Linked DNA regions of Mus musculus: region 2 is linked to region 1. The links are chromatin loops, found by intact Hi-C in ENCODE. Cell type or tissue: gastrocnemius. All regions are shown on one strand. Each heading gives the region's core, and the rest is flanking DNA. Links, peaks and the distances in the headings are about the cores only. Region 1 overlaps Dcun1d3 (DCN1, defective in cullin neddylation 1, domain containing 3 (S. cerevisiae)). Region 2 overlaps Dnah3 (dynein, axonemal, heavy chain 3).

Evidence for each region. Peaks named below come from ENCODE experiments on the same cell type or tissue, not always from the same donor. Only the 100,000 strongest peaks of a DNase experiment are listed, where the experiment ranks them.
Region 2: a loop joins it to region 1, with 2.0 times the contacts of the local background. A loop is called at or near these places in 3 of 42 quality-filtered maps.

The regions. Positions count from the first base shown.
Region 1 is chr7:119,855,274-119,864,081 of GRCm38, reverse strand. It overlaps Dcun1d3 (DCN1, defective in cullin neddylation 1, domain containing 3 (S. cerevisiae)), which reads left to right. Exons shown (of 3, transcript NM_001163703.1): 2 at 4,167-4,702; 3 at 6,026-8,808. The coding sequence starts at 4,272. The coding sequence ends at 6,509. It also overlaps a transcript of Rexo5 not described here. Among named protein-coding and RNA genes, the nearest start is that of Dcun1d3, 36 kb to the left of the region's middle. In gastrocnemius, for the core only: a CTCF peak has its summit at 4,410 (motif pointing left); DNase peaks (open chromatin) are centred at 2,180 and 4,396; H3K4me3 peaks cover 288 bases; H3K27ac peaks cover 2,454 bases.
Region 2 is chr7:119,956,279-119,961,278 of GRCm38, reverse strand. All of the region lies in intron 50 of Dnah3 (dynein, axonemal, heavy chain 3), which reads left to right. Among named protein-coding and RNA genes, the nearest start is that of Lyrm1, 63 kb to the right of the region's middle. In gastrocnemius, for the core only: no CTCF peak of the experiment used is centred there; a DNase peak (open chromatin) is centred at 1,980; H3K27ac peaks cover 1,923 bases.

The DNA of each region.
Region 1 (8,808 bases), core at 1,904-6,903:
ATAGGTGCAGCTGAAACTAGAGCACCTCCAGGGACCTGGGGCCTATAAGGATTGCCCTTGGGGCCTAGTGTCTGCTTCAGGCCCGAGGCTGGGTTGAGCTGGGCAGGTAGTGAAGCCTGTCCTCAGGAATGGCAGCCAGGGCTGGTACAGAGGAAGGATGGGTCTGGAGGCTGACGTGCAGAGAAAGGAGGGAAGGAGGCAGAAGCAGCTGGAGGACAAAAGCTGGATACTATGATGACCCATTGTAAGTGGAACAAAGTTCCTGACAGTAAATACATATTCAAAGGAGTATGCAGGCTTAGAATAGGTACCCCAGTTATTGTATGTGTGCATGAGTAGTTCCCCCTCCCCTACTGAGGTTTTCAGTCACCCCTTTCCCACCTCTCTTTTGTTCTTGGCTCTGTTTGACTCATTTGTGCCACAGAGCTAAAGCAGGAGAGCTGTCACTTGAGACATTTGACTTGCCCTGATAGAGCTGGGCTGGCTACTGAAGAACAATTCCTTCGGTAAAGGAAGCTTTGGTCTGTCAGTGACTGTGTGATAGCAGTAATAATAATGATTACAGAGGCGGACCCTTCATTGACTGCTTCTGTGCACCAGATGCATGGACCATCTCATTTCCTCCACTCAAGAGTCCTGAGGCGCAGTGGAATAAGCTGCAGACAGGTCTGGTTAATAGATGCCTTCACTGTGATGCACCCAACCTCTTGATAACTGCACTGTTTTCTCCCTTCCTAGGTAGCTTCTTGACCTCAGTGTGCTGCCATTTAGTTTCCTGGAACTCAATAATTATTTCAGAGAGCTATGTTTCTATACTGCTGTTATAACAATATACAATATAGCAAATAGAAAGTGGTATTCATTACTAATAATTGTGTTGTTTTTGTAAACTTGGCACTGGAATATCTAGATTGTGCAAAGGCTGTCAGCAGGTGGCAGTGAGAGGGAGTAAGGCACCTGGGAAGACACTGTCACTAACTGAGTGAAATTGCCTAGAAAGCTAGAGATCCTGTCTTTGCAAACCTATAGAGATGGATGCAAGATGACAGGAAAGCCTGCCTCAGGTTAGGAGCAGGGCATGGCTAGCAATTTACAGTTTTTACCAGGCACAGCTTGGTTTTATTGAGGATCAATCACAAGGAAACCCCTTCCTGTGGAGAGTCTGATTCTCCACATGTTGGGGCTTTGGAGCTTTTGAATATGGTCAGTAATGTGGTATGAGACTTTCTATGTTTTGAGACTGGGTTCACTATGTAGATCAAGTTGGTCTTGAACTCACAGAGATCCGCCTGTCTCTGCTTCCTAAGTGCTGGGATTAAACACATGCATCACTACGCCTGGCCTATTGTTATAATTTTTAAATTATTATTATTGGTGAGTGTGTGTATATGTGTGCACACAGACAGTATGATGTTCTTTGTAGTGGCTGATGGTTAAGATTTGATATTCTAAGGTTGCTGTATCTGTTCCTCACCTCAAGGCCCATTCCTCAGTGTATTGTCCCATGATGCTTTGACAGATGTGGGTTCAGTTATACAGGTCATGGTTTCTTGAACTAAACATTCCAGGTTCTGTTTGTTCTGTGATGTTGCATAAGTTTACTACATGCAGAGCCTCAGTTTTCCTGTCTTTAAATGGGGTTATGGTGAGGAGGGCACGTGTGCTAGTGTTCTTAAAGTGCTTAGTTAGCATAGAGTTTGGCCCTGTATCAAATGCCCAGTAATTGATGGTTGCTGTTGTTAGCTAACAGCCAGTGAGACTTTGAAAGACTGAAGGCTCTGCCAGAAGGGGAAATAAACAAGCAACCAAGGAGCAGTGCCCACTAGCAAAGAACATACTGACTTCTGACTTGAGACCACTGCTCAACCCCACCAGAATGGGAACCTTTTAAAGAAAGGAGCCATGATGGGAGAAAGCTGACCTTCTGTCATTGTGTGATTGATCATCTGTCCACATTGATTTTCCTCTTTCTCATCTGCTGAGCATGTTAAAAGCCTTCAGGTTTCAACTGGTTCCGCTGTATCAGGTCATCAAAAGATGCTTTTACATGGAGGCACAGCAGAGTAAATGAGATTTGGGCCTCTATGGGAGCCCCATCTGTTCTGCTCTTACCTGCAGGCCTTGGCGCCAGGCTTTGGAGGGAGCTGCTGTACAGAAGCATCTGTCCAGTGGGGGTGGGGTGAGCAGCCTGGGTAGGTGGGTCAGATGCAGGGCAGGAAATCCTCTTACCTCACCCGGGTGCTGGGCCTCCTGCAGCAGGATCTGAGCAGCAAACACTGGTGAGTCAGCCAGCCTGGGAATTAGAGTTGCCAGTCTGTGAGCATGTGGGGTTTGTGTAAGTTTGGGCCTTTTGTTTCTTTCAGCAATCCAGTCTTTAGAAACACAAATCTGGAAACCAGACCCTCCACATGCTGCAGTCTTTCTTGTTTAGAGAGAATTCTGCTCGAACAATTCTTCTCCAAGAATTAACCCTTTGCCTTTTGAGATTTGAATTGGTTTCACTTATGGCTTACTACATGCTCAGCGTATAACAGCCTGTGAGAAGCCATGCTTGGGTCTGTCACTTTTCACAGCGAAAGCACTTTTAAGAGTTTCTTTGTGTGTCTTGTTTTGGCTTAAGCAAATTGAAACTGCCTTTCTTTTGAGGGCATGTGTAGACATGTCTTTTGTTTCTGAGGGTGGAGAATAGGACACACCCTTATAGGAGTCTGCCTAACTACAGGAATGATTGTGGTTCTTTTTAGATGACTATACTCTCTGCTTCCTTTTAGAGAGAATTCCCTTTGAAGATAACTCCAGTTTATCCAGGCACTGTTTGGTGGAAGCTGTTTATTTTTTTATTTGTTTTTGTTTATTCAGCTTTTCTTAACAACTGCCCTTTGCCCTATCACCAGACTCTTAAGTGAGCTCTGACTTTGCACCCTGAAGAATCATGAAGGCTCCTTAGAAGTGAGAGGCCCAAGTCTGGCTGACACTGATTTTTATCTAGTGTCTGCTTTCTTTGCTACATTCTACATACTAACAGACAGTGGCTGCTATTGTTCTAACACTTAGCAGAAGTTTGCAAGTATTAAATCATAAATGGATTTTCTATTATAACAAAATAGTTGATGGTTAATAACAACTCATAAGTATGCAGTATTGAAAATTGCTTCTGCTTTTGTTCACACATTTTTAGCAGTTCATATAAAAACTTAGTTAAAATAGATATTGCTCAGTGTCAGTGTAGCCTTTTGATCCAGCAGTTTTATCTCTTAGAGATTGTATTGGGTGTGGAGACACACCTAGGTTGGGAAAGTACCTGGAGTACAGGCTCTATGTAGGTGGGTGGAACAGGGTGGAGCTAGGACGGTACACCTTTGTGCATCCAGAGATCCAGGCACACTGCACTTTGCTGTTTGTCTAGGCCCCTGCTTGTAGTTTTGACACTTCTTACTTCACCATTAGACCATTATGCGATTACAGGTGGCCTGGATATGGCCTCATCTCTATTCTACTAGAATCCAGCTTGACAGAGTACAGGTGAGGGGTTACTGTCAGGAGCATGAGTAACCCTAAAATAGCTACAGCATCTTGTTACTGAAGACTTGATGGAGGTTTCCTCATGGAGTCCTGCTTTCAGTTAATTTTCCACGCGTAGTGCAGGGTCTGTAAGGGGGCGGGGAGGGATGCTTGTGGTGAGGTGAGGTTCCTTTAACTCTCCTTGCTTCCATCCTTTACCATTATCAGAGACTCTGCTACCTCTGTATTGTTCTGCTCAATTAGTTGCCATGGCTACCAGGCCAAGGTCATTTACCCTCTAAGGTGTTCCTTATGTTGTGCTGAGAGTAAAAGTTTGTAGCAATCTTTGTTGAAATCTGAATGTGTAGGTATTAGGTATAGAACCAGATGTAAACTTGTGGCTTAACTCAGGTCCAGATAACTGGTTTTTTGGTCTGTTTTTTTTTTGTTGTTGTTGTTTTGTTTTGTTGTGGTTTTTCGAGACAGGGTTTCTCTGTATAGCTTTGGCTGTCCTGAAACTCACTCTGTAGACCAGACACAAGGGTAAGCATCCCACAGAGCTGACTTACAGGAGAGGTAATGGTGAGCTGGGATAGGGTTCTCTCCCCTGTCTCATTGTTAGCTCAGTGAAATAGAGTGTTAACTATTTTGTAATTTCCTTCCAGGTTGCCTGGCTCCTCTAACTGATGGCATGTTGAAGTACATGGGCCAGTGGCAGCGAGGGCATTTGATCCAGAGGGGTCCACTCTAGAGGCCAGGGTACTACCACCATGGGCCAGTGTGTCACCAAGTGCAAGAATCCTTCATCAACCTTGGGCAGCAAGAATGGAGACCGGGACCCCAGCAACAAGTCACACAGCAGGCGGGGGGCTAGCCACCGTGAGGAACAGGTGCCACCTTGTGGCAAACCAGCTGGGGATATTCTTGTCAATGGGACCAAGAAAGCAGAGGCTGCCACTGAGGCCTGCCAGCTGCCAACTTCTTCTGGAGATGCTGGGAGGGAGTCCAAGACCAATGCTGAGGAGTCTTCTTTGCAGAGGTTGGAAGAACTATTCAGGCGCTACAAGGATGAGCGGGAGGATGCAATTTTGGAGGAAGGCATGGAGCGCTTTTGCAATGACCTATGTGTTGATCCTACAGAATTTCGAGTGCTGCTCTTGGCCTGGAAGTTCCAGGCTGCTACCATGTGCAAATTCACCAGGTTAGTCACAGATGCTTTCATGTCACCAGGGGAGCAGAGGAGGAAAGTGTGACACTGGATAGTGGTACCAACTAGGATAGAACTGGGATGGCTTCAGTTATCAAGTAGCAGTTGCATAATTTGTCAAAGTTATGTATCCATATTGGGGTTGTTTGTTTGTGTATAAGAATATGTCAGGGTCATGGAAGACCATGGTTTTAAGAGTGCAGGGTTATGAATAAGAACTGACTTTATTTTATTTTTTTAAGACAAGGTCTCACTATATAGCCCTAGTGGCCAGGAACTGGATATGTAGAACAAGGTGGCCTCAGACTTCAGGTTCTGCCTCCCTGCCTCTTGAGTGCTGGGATTAAAGGAGTGAATGACTATACCTGGCCTGGCAGAAGGAACTTTAAAACACAGCTAATATATATGACCTGCTCAGTAGAGTAGTTGCCTCACCACCACAGTCCCTGAGATAATTAGTATGAAACTCTGTTACAAACTGCAAAGTGCTGAATACATGTTAAAAAGCACATATGCAGCTGGATGTGGTGATACCTGTCTGTAATCCCAACCCCCAGGAGGCTGAGACATAGGGGTAGAAAATTCAAGGTTAGTATGAGCTACATAGTGAGGTCCTATCTTATAAAACAACAGAAACAAACAAAAACAGTAAAAAAAAATTTTTTACTACAGTTTTGGTAGTAGTATGTAATATGTTAATGTGCATGTATACGTGCATATGTGTCATGCTTTAAATGTGAAGGGGCCAGAAGACAACTTGAGGGATTTGGCTTTCTTTACCATGTATGCTCTTGAGATCAAAATTAGGTTATCATTCTTGGTGGCAAGTATATTTACCTGCTGAGCCATCTTGCCATGCCCCAGAAGGCACAGTTATTGTTGTTGGGTTTTTTCTCCATTTTATTTTATTTTATTTTATTTTATTTTATTTTATGTATATAGGTGTCTTGCCCACATTGTATATTTCTTAGGTGCATGCCTGGTATCCTCAGAGGCAAAATAAAAGTGTGTTAAACCCCTGGAACTGGATTTATAGGCTGCTATGAGTTGCCATGTAGGTTGGGAGAATTAAACTGGGCCCTATCTATCTAGCCACCCATCTAACCACCCACCCACCCATCTATTCTCGAGGCAAGGTCTGACTCTACAGCCTTAGCTGACCTTAGTAGACAAGGCTGGCCTAGAACTCGAGATCCTGTCTCTGCCTTCTGAGGGCTGCAGGTTGGGAGGATTAGTTGCTGTTAACTGTGCTGTCTTGCCTCATCATATACTAAATCACTTTTACTTATTAATCATACCTTTTCCTACCTGTCACAGGAAGGAGTTTTTTGATGGCTGTAAAGCAATAAGTGCAGACAGCATTGATGGGATCTGTGCACGGTTCCCTAGCCTCTTAACAGAAGCCAAACAAGAAGATAAATTCAAGGATCTCTACCGGTTTACATTTCAGTTTGGCCTGGACTCTGAAGAAGGGCAGCGGTCACTGCATCGTGAAATAGCCATTGCCCTATGGAAACTAGTATTTACACAGAACAATCCTCCAGTATTGGACCAGTGGCTAAATTTCCTAACAGAGAACCCTTCGGGAATCAAGGGCATCTCCCGGGACACTTGGAACATGTTTCTTAACTTCACTCAGGTGATTGGCCCCGACCTCAGCAACTACAGTGAAGATGAGGCCTGGCCGAGTCTCTTTGATACCTTTGTGGAGTGGGAAATGGAGAGAAGGAAAAGAGAAGTGGAAGGGAGAGGTACACTCAGCTCAGGGCAAGAGGGCTTGTGTCCAGAAGAGCAGACTTAGCCGCTCTGTTCCAGGAGCAGCACTGAGGATCTGCCTGCTGCCCTGCAGCCAAATGAGGAATTGGACCTTTCTGGAAATTACTGAAGATCCGGATATTTTCTACTTTACACCTTTCTCTGCCTTGTATTTGAAAGGGCTCTAAAATGCTGTATCATGTTTTAGGCACTTTCTTCATTTTTTTTTTTTTTTGTTATTTTGGTTATTTCTTTTTTGGGGGTGGGAAATCCCCCAAAATATTTGAACCTGGCTACATGTTGTGTACCTTTTTTTGAAGCCTTCAGATAGAATAAGCCTGCCATTTCTTGCACAACTTGATAGGATTTGTTTTGTGGGGGAGGGGAGGGTGTAGCCCGGGTTGGGAGTGGGTTGTTAGGTTGAATTAACATTACAAAATGATGCAGTGCCAGACCTCAGTTTTGCATATTATTTTTCAGGGCAGGTCTGTACTGTGTGTAGTGCTGTTTACATGGTTGAATTTAGGTTGTAATAATTATTTTAAAAGATTTACACAGATATGAATATAGCAGTGTTAACTGTTAGCCACATTGCATTAATTTCCAGACAGTTTGGAGCTCTTGGAGAGCCAAGGCCAAGGCCAGTCAAGAGCATTTGCAGTCTGACACCCCACCCCGTCCCTTTAAGCTAATTTATCCAAAGCCCTGTCTCCCTCACTTCTTGCTCATTCCTTCTTTGACCTATTGCATTTCATATTTAACTTACCCATCATCATGCTGTACCTGTCAGTCAAGTGAGCAGTTTTGTTTTGTTTTGTTAGAACACATTGTACTGAAAACCACTTAAGCATTGAATGCAGAGAAAGCAGTGCTACCTCAGTTTTGCTGGAAGTAGACTTCTTTGATAGTTTTCTTTGATGTTTTTGTATTTTCATGTCATAAGTGGAAATACTTCTTTTTCTCCCCTTTTCATTTGCCTTGGAGCCAAAGTTTCCGTTCTGGGTGGTGAGAAAAGTGTGCCTGCCAGCCGACCTGAAAGAAAGCGGTGGCATGGAGCTCTGCTTCAAACTGTTTTTTCTCTAGTTTTGTTGAGTATCATTAGCTTACTTGTCTGGCAAGTGCAGAAGCCTGAGGCTGGCCTGAACTCTGCCAAACAAATTATCCACGTGTATTGAATCATTAAATTGTGTGCCCTCTCCCTCTTTGCTGCGCCCACGTTGTCACTTAACCCCTAGGAATTATTTATTGTCTTTTTGTTAATGTCAAGCTCGGTTGGGGTAACGTGGTGACTGTTTAGGTTTACATGACCCTCTTCTCTTTCCCTTACCCCAGACATGTATATATACATATATAAGATATGTATATATTTTACCTTTATAAAATATATATATATACACATATATGTATCTATATCCCTTTGTTTGTCTGCTAAAACTGGCCATGAAAGAGGGAGCTGCCTTCAATCTGTAGTTTAAGAAGATGCCAGGGAGCATCATAAACGGAGGCTATTGTATATTAATTTAGACTTTTTCACTAAAAAGAACATGAATGAATTTGCTTGCCGAAGGAGGAACCAGTTCTCTAGACTCCATGCTCACTCTACAAGGCCAGCTTTGGTCAAGCTGCCACTGGGGCCTGAAGAGCTGACTCTGTCCTACCTTATTCCACTAAAGTACCATCTTGATAATTTCCCCTTAAAAAATATTCTCAAAAATGTACTGGAAAGTGGGTGGCAGGAGCTTGTACAGTTCAGCTTCCAACATTTCGGAACAGATTTAAAAGGGAATCTTTTAATAAATAAAAGTTACAAAAATATTTATACTCTTGATACAATGAAAAAGTGTCTATTAAATATTTGGAATTTCCTCCCTTGATTAGTCTACCCCAAATCCTGGGTACATGTTTCTCAACCTGGGTAAGAATTGCATGCTTTGAGTTCTTCATGAGTCTTATAGCTCTAGGCACTTATCTTTATAAAAATGATTATTTAAGGAGATGACAGTCATATTTCTTAAAGTCGGTATTGACACAGGGAACATTTTTGTAAGCCTCACAATTGTCCTTCCTTGAGGGATGAGATGATGAATATCAGCCACAGACTTACGATAGTGCTGGAAGGCCCAAGTGGCTGTTGGGCCAGATGTACCCCTTTTTTTTCTAGCCAGAATAAGATGAAATCCTTGAGTAAGAATCCAGGAGCCCAGTAGTTTCTGAGGGCACAGCTACATTATAACATTTGGTTAAGATCTCATCTAGCCAGTTAGTTGTTCCTAATTCAGGATTAGGTAGAAATCTAATGAGGGAAGAGGTGGAGTTAGGTAAGACTTTCTGTCCCAGATAAGAAA
Region 2 (5,000 bases), core at 1-5,000, 99 kb before region 1:
AATCCTGAGACCTGACCTCTGGCAGATGTTTTTCAGAGGGTCTGATCCCTCCCTGTTCTCAGAATTCACAATGAACACCATGTCCTGGATTGTGAAAGTTGGTTCACTTGCGGTCTTAGTGGCTCAGAAAGAAGACAAAATAGAAACCATAAAATATAGCCACTTCCAGGTGCCAGGAACCAGATTCTAGTGGCAATTTGTCATTCTATGGTAAAATGATTATACTAGACACTCATCACATTTAACAACTATTTATTAAACACCTACTATGGGCTGGCTCATTTTTTTTTTTTTTTTGTCAAGGAAAGTAGGAATGAATAAGATAAATAAAATCCTTTTCCTCGTGGAGATTATATTCTCTGGTGCTCATTCTCTTGAATCCTACGTACACTACAATACACATCATACCGAATTATTCCCACTTGACATATGAGGAAATCGTGACACAAGATGTTTCCAAAGTTGCATGACCACCAAGTGGCATGATTCAGACCAAGAGCTCTTTGACCCACAAACCATGGCACTTGACCATGAATCCAGACGTTGCAGACTGGCAGCTGGGGACCACATGTGTCCTGGGATGCAGAGAAGATTCTATTGACTCATTTTGAGGCAGGGACTTGCTAGGTATCCCAGACTGACCTTGAGCTCATGAGCCTCCTGCCTCAGCCTCCTGAGTGCTAGGACCGTAAGTGTGTGCATCACAACCACACTCAGGGATGTTTCATTTGAAGTCAGAAATAGTTAACCTTTAAAATGCAAGTCATTTCAAGTAAAAATTCTGAAACTTTTGCTTTTCCTTAGGGAGAAAAAATAATTAGGACTCTAGCGACATGGGCTCTGCTTTCTTGGGTTGTGCCCATTCTCAGGAGTAAGAAGCTGCCGACCTTTTGAGTTCTAGCCTCCCCAGCTCCATCCAGTTCAGTTCCTGTTCTTGCCTCAGTGCCCTGGCCCCTGGATGTGTGTGACTTTACAGCTCATTTATAATTCTGTTCTATAACCAGGCAGCCAAAGTGCACGACCAACTCTGCTCCTCCCTAGCCTCGGTTTCTGCATCAACAGATTAAGATTACTGAGGAAAATAGAAAACAAAAAACCACGTGGGCTGGAGAGATTTCTCAGTGTCTAAAAGCACTAGTAGCTCTGGCACAGGACCCACATGAAGGCTTACATGAGTCAGCAACTTTAATTCCAGGGGAGTCTGACACCCTTTCCGAGTCTTCCCAGGCACCGGGCATATATGTGGTATACATATATACATACAGGAAAATACTCAGACAGATAAATAAGTAAATACACAAATGAGTAGAGAGTACGTAAAGGTGTGTGGCTAGAGGTCCACATTGGTGGTTCTCTGAAACAGCTGTTCTTCTTCATCTCTACTCAGTGTGCTAGCCTAGCTTCTCACCAAGTATAGGAACCATCAGGAAGGGAACAGCCCAGGCAGGATTGTGCTCTGGAATGTCAGGGGAAGAAGCAAATCTGCTATGTCAGGAGGTAGATGAGCAATGCCATGGGATTTATGAGGAACTGACAGAGACTTCTCACCACGCCCTGGGCAATAAACCGCCACCTTAGGTTTCAGTGGGAAGGGCGAGGTCTGATGTGGTGCCATCGTAGTCCAGATCCTGCAAGTCCTGAAGGTGAGTCAGGTGAAAGAAACCATCTAGGGAGGAGGAGAAAAAACCCAGTCTTGCCCCACAGTTTCCCTGAGGCTTTTCTTGGACAGTGTCCTCCTGAAGTTTTCAGGGCTGTGATCTTTCTCCACATGGGGCCTGCTACACTTCTCCATACTTCTACAGTCTCTTACAATGGGAGCATGTCGAACACTGGACCTAATACACAAGTCACAAGTCCCACAGAGCAAGAAGAACTCGTGCAAAGAAGATTTGGAGACTGAAAGAGATGGAGATAGCCCCCAACACTGGATTCACGAGTGTGGCAGTTTCTTGAGCTGGCAAATTCTTGGCACTCCTGGCAAGTGTCTGTCATCCTGGCATCTGTGCAGCAAAGACAGGCTAGCCTTGACGGCTGCATCTACTCATCAAATAACAAATTAGTCAATTCTTCTTAGACTACTAAATCATGTCCTCCCCCCTTAGTGAGGATAACCTTCCAAAATTACTGCAGCATAGATTTCATTTCATCAACATATACTTGCTCAATATCTGTTAGTTTGTGTCCCCCTAGATTGTTGACACTCAATCCAGTGTCATTTTTAATTTGAATCATACAATTATGGGTCATAACAACAGATGAAATTTTTTTTTGAAAATTTCAATTTAGATACCTTTTAAAGTCTTGGCTCTAATTTGGAACTTCCTTCTTGTCCCTGTCCACATATTGTGTTATAGGATACAATTATGTCCCTGTCCACATATTGTGTTATAGGATACAATTACAATATGATTGTGATTTTTCACAGAACTTTGTTTTCTCTTAATATTATACCATGAATATTGTTCCAAGATATCTTTCAGATAGTGTGTTTGGGAATATGTGTGATATAGGTACTTGTTATTGTATATGTACATTGTTTGTATTTGTGTAGTATATATACTTGTTTCGTGACTGTGACCACATTTGTATGTGTGTATACTCATATGTGTGATCTGTATGTGTAGTATATGTGCTTGTTATTGTGAATTTGTGCACATCTGTGTGTGTGTGTGTAGTAGGGCCTGTTTATATAGTATATGTACTTGTTTTGTGGGTGTGTGCACATTTGTGTGTGTAATTGTTATTGTGTATATGGTGTATATTGTGGTATATGTACTTGTTATTATGGGTATGTGCACATCTTTGTATGGGTGTTGTGGAGGCCAAAGTTTGACATCAAATATCTTTCCTCAATCAGTCAATACTCTTACTTTATGAGACAAGACCTCTCATTGAACCTGGAGGCCTCTGATTCTGGTAGGTCTGCTGGCAATAAGCTTTTACCCCACTATGGCCAGGTTTTTGTGAAGGTGCCAGGGCACAAACTTAGCTCCTCACACATTTGCAGAAGGCACTTTAGCAACTGAACTGTCATCCCAACCCCTCATAGAGACAGCTCAGTGACCATGGAGAGGAGGTCAAAAACCAAGCCTATTCCCTCTGGCTCTTTGATTTCGGTATTTCTATAATGTCAAGTAGTATTCCTTGACAACGCCACTTACAGAGTCACCCATGGAGTTAAGAATGCAGACCCCACCTAGACTGAGTGACTCAAAATCTCGGGGCGGAGATGCTTTCGGTGATGCTTGGTGACTGATACACAGCCACTATTGAGAATCTCCATGACAGATACATCACAGTGACAGGCTCCTTGGAGCCACCTGACAAACCAGCTTGCAGCAGAACTGAGCTGCAAGCCAAGCTGTCCCTTAGGAAAAGGAGCCGAGGTGCCAGGTTCCGTGGAGGGGTGAAGTGAAGGGATCGCTAGCTGTGAGGAAGTAAAAAAAACAAAAACAAAAACTTTTATTTTGCTTGCTTATCCACAATAAACTCAGGTGTTACAATGCCTTCAGCACATAATACAAGCATTCAGAAGGCAGAGGTGAGAGATTCATGAGTTCAAGGCCAGCCTGAGCTACACAGCACATTTCAGGACATTTTGGGACCATGCCAAAAACAAACAGTTGACATTCTCCTGTGAAGTTCCACTTCAGTCATAACTGTATGATCACCCAAGATTCAGTGAACTGATAAATAATTCACTAAAAGAGACTCCAGGAACCAGTGAGACTCCAAGAACCAGCTCTGTGACCTGCCCAGTGTGTGACCTTGACTAACTCATTTCACATTTGTGGAATTTTTTTTCTATAATAGAATTTGAGTTACTAACTAACTAACTCAAAAGAGCCCTCTCAGTTTTGAAGTCCTATTGTGGCAATCTTTCTTTCTTCCTTTCTTTCTTTCTTTCTTTCTTTCTTTCTTTCTTTCTTTCTTTCTTTCTTTCTTTCTTTCTTTCTTTCTCTCTTTCTTTCTCTCTCTCTTTCTCTCTTTCTTCCTTCTTTCTTTCTTTCTTTCTTTCTTTCTTTCTTTCTTTCTTTCTTCCTTTCAAATTTTTTTGAAATATAATGCACATACTTTTAATGCCTTCCTTCTTCCTTTAAAAGTTGTGCAATTCATTACGGCTCTGTACAGTCACAAAGTCATGCAAACATTAATACTATGAACCTCTCGAACACTTTCATCCCCAAAGGAAATCTACTCCCCTTGACATCCACTCCTCCTCTCCTCAACTCCAGGTAACTACTCACCTGTCTCTGTAGCTTTGCCCATTCAGAACACTTCATAGAAACGGAGCCATGTAACATGGCTTCTTTTACTTGACATGATATTTATTTGGTTCGTCCACATTATAACAAGCATAGGTGCTTTGCTTTATTTAATACATGCATGATGTTACATTATGTTGATTTTATGTCTAAATTAACAAATAGGGACTGGTAACTCGGGTTAAATGTACTTGTTGTTAAGCCTGACAACCTGAGCTCAATCCCTGAGATCCACATGGAGAGAACTGATTCCTGCAAGTTGTCCCCCAACATCCATGTGATCTCTTGTGGTAGACACACACACACACACACACACACAACAAACTGGTAAAATAAAAAAATTAATGAATACTAAAAGTGGTAAGTGTGCATGCAACTGTGCACACACACAAACGTGAATGAGCAAAAAACAAAACACAAAGAAAAACTTCCTTTAGGTCCATTAGGAAGAATTAATCCTAGTGCTATACAGCATAGGAAAGTAACATAATCTACAACAATTTTTATGTATTTCACAATATTTAAAAGTTAAACATCTCATGTCACATAAAAATACAATGTTTGAAAAGATTTGAAATAAATACTTATTGTCCTAATTTGAGCAATGCCTCATTTTTTAAGGTCACAAAAATCAGTTCTCAAATGTTTAGGACATCCAAACTGCAGCCATGAGGGGCCAGGCAGACCTTTGAGAACAGAACTCTCAGGGAGGCCCTGACCTTGAAGGGCATCTGA